2 separate regions of the Mus musculus genome follow, and region 1 is linked to region 2. A link is a contact called in ENCODE POLR2A ChIA-PET data. All regions are on one chromosome and are shown on one strand. Each heading gives the region's core, a stretch centred on a gene start or an enhancer-like site at or near the end of the contact. The rest is flanking DNA. Distances are from core to core; before and after follow the strand shown. Region 1 overlaps Fem1a (fem 1 homolog a). Region 2 holds the start of Chaf1a (chromatin assembly factor 1, subunit A (p150)).

The links. ChIA-PET counts read pairs that join two places held with the same protein, here RNA polymerase II (POLR2A).
Region 1: POLR2A ChIA-PET joins it to region 2 with 17 read pairs in embryonic stem cell. The contact joins the enhancer-like site here to the promoter of Chaf1a in region 2. POLR2A ChIA-PET finds 5 or more read pairs at or near these places in 3 of 5 experiments (Patski and embryonic stem cell).

What each region holds. Positions count from the first base shown.
Region 1 is chr17:56,259,230-56,262,950 of GRCm38, forward strand. It overlaps Fem1a (fem 1 homolog a), which reads left to right. Exons shown (of 1, transcript NM_010192.4): 1 at 1-3,721. Among named protein-coding and RNA genes, the nearest start is that of Fem1a, 4.3 kb to the left of the region's middle. Within about 2 kb of position 2,047, at least 1 of the 3 ENCODE cell types and tissues checked has a DNase peak (open chromatin) inside an H3K27ac peak, as active enhancers do.
Region 2 is chr17:56,038,523-56,042,604 of GRCm38, forward strand. It overlaps Chaf1a (chromatin assembly factor 1, subunit A (p150)), which reads left to right and starts at 1,894. Exons shown (of 14, transcript NM_013733.3): 1 at 1,894-2,029. The coding sequence starts at 1,990.

The sequences.
Region 1 (3,721 bases), core at 797-3,296, 220 kb after region 2:
GTCTGTTTTCACTGGTTTCTGTTTGTTGGACTTAGTAATGACTGAGTTGAGAGTTGCCAGTATTTTGCAGTGGCCACAGCTGAGAACAGCATGAACTGTGTGTGCAGATCTGTGACCAAGATCCTGGGAAGCCTCCTCAGTTCTGTGCTGATTAGAGAGAGGACTATCTCCCAAGAAAGCCCAGAGCCAGTTGCAAGAGCCACAGCCAGGCAGACACTGGTGCCTTCTGTCCCGCCCTCTGGATGGACAGACAGTTCCCAACCTTGGGACACAGCTGGAACTGCCAGGCAGATGGTGACCAGGCCACCTGGCCACCAGGTTCACATCTGTGCCACACTTGTCACACTGTCACCTTCATCGCTGAGGACCTGACCCCTCTTTTGTTGAGGAGTCCCCGGTATCCCAATAACTTCTGGGGATGGGCTTCTAACCAAGATAGGGGAAGGTGGGGGGCTGCCAGCCAGGGTAGCGATGGACCCATGTGGTACTAGCTTGGCCCACGTGAGACCCTGTGTGCAGCCCCAGAACCACAAAAAGTTACTGAACAGCTGCCTATGACTCCACCAGCTCTCGATTCCATCATATGTGGTGAGTGGTTCACCCTGGATTAGGCCAAAGCAGGAGGTACTCATCCCCGGCCGTAGAAGCCAGCTACATGGATAGGAAGTCATGTGTAGAGGGGCCAGTCCCTCCCTCAGCCATTTAAGCCACATAAACTGTCCCTTGAGGACCGTCAGTGTGTGATTGCAGTGCTAGGTAGATTCTCTGTATAAGCAAACTTTAGGCCTTACTGGGCAGGGTCTCGCTGCTCCACCCTGCCAAAGCTCAGGGCAAACATGAACCCCTTTGAGTCTTGGCACTGATATTTATGGATTAAAATGCAGGTATGTGAAGATGTCTGCCTAGCTGTTATTTAATGTAGCTAGGTAGAGCGGGAGCCAGGTGAGTGCCTGTCAAGCATGCGTGGTGGCACACACCCAACATCTTAGCACTTCCAGGGCTGAGGCAGGAGGATCATAAGTTGGAGGCCACGGGAGTAGACAGTAAGTTCAAGAATAGCCTGGGGGTATTGTAATAAGAGTATTTTAAGACTCCCTACCCTCTCAAAACTGTCTCCTATGAAGTGTAGCACTAGTGAGCATTTACTGAGTCCCTGCTGCACCCCACGTGCTCAAATGTACCACCTGGTTCACAGCAGCTGCCTTCTGATGGAACCAGTACCATTCAGGTATCTCAGGTGGAGCAAGTTCAGAGAGGTTACACTAATGGTGTGCCTGGGGAGGGACACAGAGCACATGAGAAAATATCAGACTCAAACCCTCTGTCTCAGTGGCTGACATGTTTAGATCCACTCCCCTACCTCAGCACCTTGAACATATATCTCATGGGTCCTTCCATAACCACTGACTTCCGACCTCAAATTTAAGAGGAACAATTGTTTGAACCCCATGTTCTTCATGCTGTCAGAATTAGGAAATTTGACCTGGGGCCTGAACATTCTTCTGGGAGGGTTAATACAGCGGGTCCCAGAGGCTGCCTCCAGCCAGGTTCTTCCTAGGTGGAACAGCAGGATCAAAGAACAGATTCCTGCCAAGCCACCACAGGGCCCACCCAGCCTTAACTCTATGCTACCTGTAATTGAACAGGCCTGTGTCACCTGTGTACTCTTTAGCCAATTACAGTAGCCTGTGAATGGGCTGCAGTGATTTTAAAGACTAAAGCAGGGTATTGTGGGTGTGTTCTAGAGGCAGAGGCAGGTGACTCTTTCTGAGTTTAAGGTCATCTTGGTCTACGTAGTTCTAGGATAGGTATAACTACTTAGACTCCCCCCTCACCCTCCCCCCCCAAAAAACAAAAAGATTAGTGCAGGAGAGACGGCTCAGTGGTAAGTGCCTGTGAGACTCCAGTTTAACCCCTCAATACCATAGCAAGTGGGCAGATTAGACTGGGAGCAAGGGCGGGAGACATGCCCCTAACCAGCTCTGGCTGGTTCTCTGGTCTCTATTCATGTAGATAGCACAGCCCGTTCCTGTGGTGCCACATGGCTGTACCAGTGTCTGGTATTTCTAAGTAGGGAGTGTCCTGACCCCAGGTTAAACATAGCCCAGCACAGAACCACCTCACTTGGCACTCAGTCAGATCTACAGAGGGCCCAGCAGGATGAAAGACAGCACAGCAGGTGTGGGGCAGAGTCTGGCCTGCACTTGCAAGGCTGCAGAGGAGAACGTGGGCCTGGCTCTGCACATTTGAGATGCCACCCTAGGGGCTCCCCACCCTCAGCCCTCATGACTTGTTAAATCCTGTCAAGAAGCAAGCTTGAACCAGATGTGCTGTCTGTCACACACCGTCAGTCCCTGAGCTCGAGAGGCAGATGGACAAAAACAAGCAACAAATACCAAGTGAGCTTGATTGACTCTGACCTGCAGAAGCCTTCCTAGATCATGAACTGCCTCCCCAGGGTGCTTCCCTCACAGCCAATTGCTTGTTTGCTTTTAAAATTATGTGTGTGTGCCAGATGTGATGGTACATGCCTCGGGCAGAGGCAGGTGGGTCTCTATAAGTTCTAGGCCAGCCTGGTCTACAGAGAGTTCCAGGACAGCCAGGACAAGCCCTGTCTTGACCCTGCCCCCCAAAAATGTGTATGTGATGGGGTGTGTGCATTTGAGCGCAGGGCCTGCAGAGGCCGCGTAGGTCCGTCTCCCTGGAGCTGGAGTTATAGTGGACGTGAGCCACCTGATGTGGGTTCTGGGAATCTGGGCTAACTGCTGAGCCATCTCACCAGCCCTTTGCTCTTAATCTCTTTAGGCAGAGTTTCATGTTGTCCAAGCTGGTCTTGAACTGCCTCCTGGCTGAGATCACTGCCATGTGACAGCGTGCTCAGTTTATAAAACTGACCGTGTTCACATCTATAGATCAGTGGTTTTTAGAGTATCCTCAGAGCTGTACAATCATTGCCATTTCCAGAGGTCCCCCCAGAAGTTTATTTCAGGCCTGGGGTGCAGTCAGCAGTAAACATTGGTGAGCATGGAGCCCTGGGGTCTACCCCAAGCCCTGGGAAAAATACTTTTTAAAAACAGTAAAGTTTGCTTATAGAAAAAAAAAATCTCAGTAGTGGCAGATGACTGGGATGAGTGAGGCTGGATCACCAGCAATAAAATTATGAGACTACAAAAGTCAGAATGTGAGAGCTACAGAGCAGTGGACACGGGGCTGGCCAGCATTCCAGCCTGACAAGTGGGCATTGACCAGCCCACATCTGGTGAAGGATCTGAGAACCCCTGGGGCAAGAGTGGTGGACCTAAGTCTTCAGGAAGAAGAAAACCCCTTTCACTTCCCTGGGAGTCTGATTGCCTTCCTAGACTGCTTAAGTGCCTGGTCCACAGGACAGGCTAAAAATAAAAGCCCCACCCTGGCATCTGGCAGGAGACTACCCTCTTTGGGCACCAACTCCAGGCATAACAGTGACATTCAGTTTCACCTTATAATCTTGGAGACTGACTCTACCCTCTCTGCCTCAGTTTTCCTGCCTGCAAGATGTGGAAGGGGCATTATGCCCCTCAGGAATGCTAGCTGAGTGACAGCTGTTGCTATCTTTGTCCCAGGGCTGGAATTCTCACCAGACAGGCAGGGAGTGCTCATGAGCTCAGGCTGCTGCCCATGGTGCCTCCTGATGGAAAAGTCTTCATTGCCCAGCTACCTTGGCATCCCCCAGCACTTCCCA
Region 2 (4,082 bases), core at 644-3,143:
CCAGAGATTACTGGAAGGTTCCAAATGACTCAAAGGGTTGTACTGCAGTAGATCAAAAAATATGTATGTGCCATCTTTACTGCTCCTGAATCCAGGAGTCTTTATAAAAAGTTTGGAGTATGAGTAGTTTCTGTTTCTTTTGTTTTTTTGAGACAGGGTAACATAAACCGGCCTCTCCTCTCTTAGTGCTGCAATAACAGGCCTGGGACACCATGTCTCCTTTCCGAAACAGAACTGGATGCCAGCCAGGGTTTCCTGGCACGCCCACCGCCCACCAGCAACTCACAAGACTCCCTCAAGGGTGCTCTTTATTTTATATGTTTTGAGATGGTGGAGGCTGGCTTCAAACTTGGTACTTAGCTCACCGTGGCCTTTAACTCCTAATCTTTCTGCCTTCACCTCCCAAATACAGGGCTGACAGGTCCTTGACAGCAGGATTGGCTCCACGAGACCCACACAATTCAATCAAATTATATTCTTCAGCAAGTCAGAGATTTGATGAGGTCCGTGACACTAGAGCACTCCTTACCTTCACTGAGCCCATGGCCCAAAAGCAATTCATACAACTAATTCATTAGCTAAATAACCCACTTACTAGCCACAGCTTCAAGAAAACTGTTGCAGGCATTCGAGCTGTTTGCAGATAAAGAAAGGTTTCTTCCTCCACCTAACAACAGCAGCAACAACAACAAGAAAAGATTTAGAAACTAGTGATTGGGTTCCAGATCAGCAAGGCTACATAGTGAGATTCTGTCTTAAAATTAAAAACAAAAACAAAAGACAGAGGCAATTATTCTTTTGTTGTTGTTGTTGTTTTTGAGACAGGGTTTCTCTGTATAGCCCAGGCTGTCCTGGAACTCACTCTGCAGACCAGGCTGGCCTCAAACTCAGAAATCCACCTGCCTCTGCCTCCAGAGTGCTGGGATTAAAGGCCGGCTGAAAAACATTTTTTTATACATCGTATCACTGGCTGTCTTGGATCTTGCTATGTAGATCAGGTTGTCCTCGAACTCAGAGATCCACCTGCTTGTAAATCCCAAGTACTAGGATTAAAAGCATGAAGCACCAGACTCAATTTTTTTCATTTAATATTCTTCAAAGTAATTTACACGAAAAGAAGGAATATATGGTTGAAAAGATTTATAATTTTACAATAGAAAAACATTCCTAATTTTAAAATAAAGCAAATTGTTAATTTATTAAAAAGTGGTTCATCATTTCAAAAATGAAATGCCCAGCTGTAACATTTTTAGAAAGAGTTTATATCCGGGCAATGGTGGCACACGCCTTTAATCCCAGCACTTGGGAGACAGAGGTAGGCAGATTTCTGAGTTCAAGGCCAGCCTGGTCTACAGAGTGAGTTCCAGGACAGCCAGGGCTACAAAGAGAAACCCTGTCTCGAAAAAAAATTATAGTTAAAAGAGAAATTAATGCAAGAAATAAAATTAAAGGAAGTAATTCTCTAATTACAATGGCTACTTTCAACCCGTCACTATTATACCTTAATTCCCATTACTCTTCCAATGGGTAATTTCAAGTTGTCACTACTAATCTAAACGTACCCTTCCCACCTCCTGGAACGCATATAGCCAATAAAAGGGGTGTGGGGGGTGTGCAAACGCTGATATTTTAGATTGACATTTCTTAGGATCAATAGAAATGCAGATCTTCCCAGCAGCTCCTGAACCGCCGGAAAGGAGCCTTCATCCGCCTCCCGCGGGATTTTCTAGCACATAAACCGAAGTTCTCGCGAGGACGTACTGAGTGCACCTCTTTTTCCGGAGGCTGAGGTGTCACGTGACGCAAGCTCCTCCAATCGGCGCGCGGGCCGCGGTGGTTGCCGCGGTTCCCGCCAAATACGAGCGCGGCGGCCGCGGCGGCAGCAGAAGTGACACCGGTGGGAGGCGGAGTGTGCAGCCTGGCCGCCCGACTGAAGCCTGAGCCGCCGCCGCCGCCGCCGCCGCCGCCGCCGCCGCCGCCGTCGCGGAGATGTTGGAGGAGCCGGAGGCCGCGACGCGGACAGCCGCGGGTGGGTGAAACTGCCTAAAGGAGCGGATCCAAGCCTAAGTGGCCTCGGGGCGGAGACCAGGAGAAGGGAGGGCTCTTAGGAAACTGAGGCCTCGGGGAGGGGGAAGAGTCAGCTTCGCAAGCTCCCGAAGGCATCTTGTGTCGCCTAAATAGCTGGAGTAAATGGGGAAACCGAGGCCCCGAGTTGGATTTGATGGATCCTGAGTGCTTGTGTCCTCTTGAAATCAATTGGATCTTGTAGCAGCAAGTGGAGAAACTGAGGGCAAGGAGAAGAAAAGTCAGTCGTACAAGTTATTAAGTGCGTTTGTGAATTCCAGAGCAGTTCGGACCTTTGCAATGGGCGGGGAAATTGAGGCCCGTGCTCACTTGAGCTCTGGACACCAGAGTAGCAGCAACTCTGCGGGGCAGGGCTAGTCCAGGAAGGTCGGTTTGGGTGGTTAAAGCATAGCCAGGAACCCTTTCTGGGTCCCGAAAAGGGGCCCTTTGTGAGTGTGGTATGGACCAGTCGGGTACGTGTTAGGAGTCTTTGTAGCATGCGGTAGGCTTCCCGAAATGTGGGGTGCCTATTCCCCGCTAAATTGTATCCCCAGTGTGTGTTGAACGATTGAGGGGCTGGAAAAGACGAGGTCGGTCCTGATAGACTAAGATTTCTCCAATTGAGCACCACTGACTAGACAGCCCTTCTGGGTACATTACACTAGTCTGCAAGCTCGGAGATGAGGGGAATTGGGGATGGCCAATTTCAGGATGGAGAGCCGCATCCTCAATCTCCATCCACTTCTGGGATAACTCTGGCCCCTTTTACAGTTCTGATCATCAAAGATACACACACACACACACACACACACACACACACACACACACACACACACCCTTCACAGCCTGGTATTCCAGGAAGGCTGGAGCTGTTGTTCTGACTGGCTTGAGAATTTTATGTGGGCATTAATAGTCGTACAATTCCTGGACTCTCATGGAGCATTGTTTTTATTTAACCAAGGTGGAACGTTTAAAACCGACACTATTGCTCTGGCAATAAAGACCAGTTTGGTGTAGCAGTTCATACCTGCAGTTCAGCATCCTAGAAGCTGAGGCAGGAGGATGATGAATTTCAGGTTGATCTGGCCTCTGACCACCTGAATTGTATCCTGGGAAGAAGAGAATCAATTCCACAAGCCTGTATCCAATAAATTAATTAAAGTGGAATAAAACTTTTAAAGAAAAAAGTGTCCTTCGGGGGGGGGTGGCTTTTTTTTTTAAAATAGAAAATTGAGGTGATGTTACCTTCCATTCAAATGAGAAGAAGGGAGAGTGTTCTGGGGGTCCGAGTCTCTAAGTTGGTGTGCCTGGGCTGTTTCTACTCTGGATAGCTGAGGTTGTAGGAAAGCTTAAGTCTGAATTGCATGCAACATTAGCAAAATGTATGGGAATTCACCCCAAATTACTGATGGAGTTTCTATGCACCCAAGGCATTTACCTATGGCAGGTTCTCATCTGGGTGTGGTGGCACACACCTTTAATCCCAGCAGCACTCAGAGGCAGATGCAAGTGGATCTCTGAGTTTGAGGCCGGCCTGATCTACATAGCAAGTTCAAGACAATCAAGACTATGTAGAGAGTCTCAAAACAAACAAAAAGACAGGCTCTATTTATGGTCTAATATACATGGGTTTTAATGTGCTTACTTATTCTTGCGACTTTAAATTCATTTTAGTGGGAGATAATCTCTTTCATGAGGTCTTTAATTTGTTTCTTTTTTGTAGTTATTAGTTTTAGACCAGGTCCCCATGTAGCCCAGGCAAGCCTCTAACTCCAAGTGTTAACATGCCCTAGTTTATGCAAGGCTAGGATGGAACTTAGACACTCCTACATGTTAGGTCAGCATGCTACCCATTGAGCCCAACCCCAGGTTCTTTATTGTGTCTTGACATGAGTACAGATTCTGCAACGAAATTTATTCATTTCATCTATTTAAGAGTAGGATACCTTCACTTAAAAAAATTGGTTTTGTTTACTTAAAGATTTATTTCTTGTTATGTGTCTGTGTATGTCTATGCA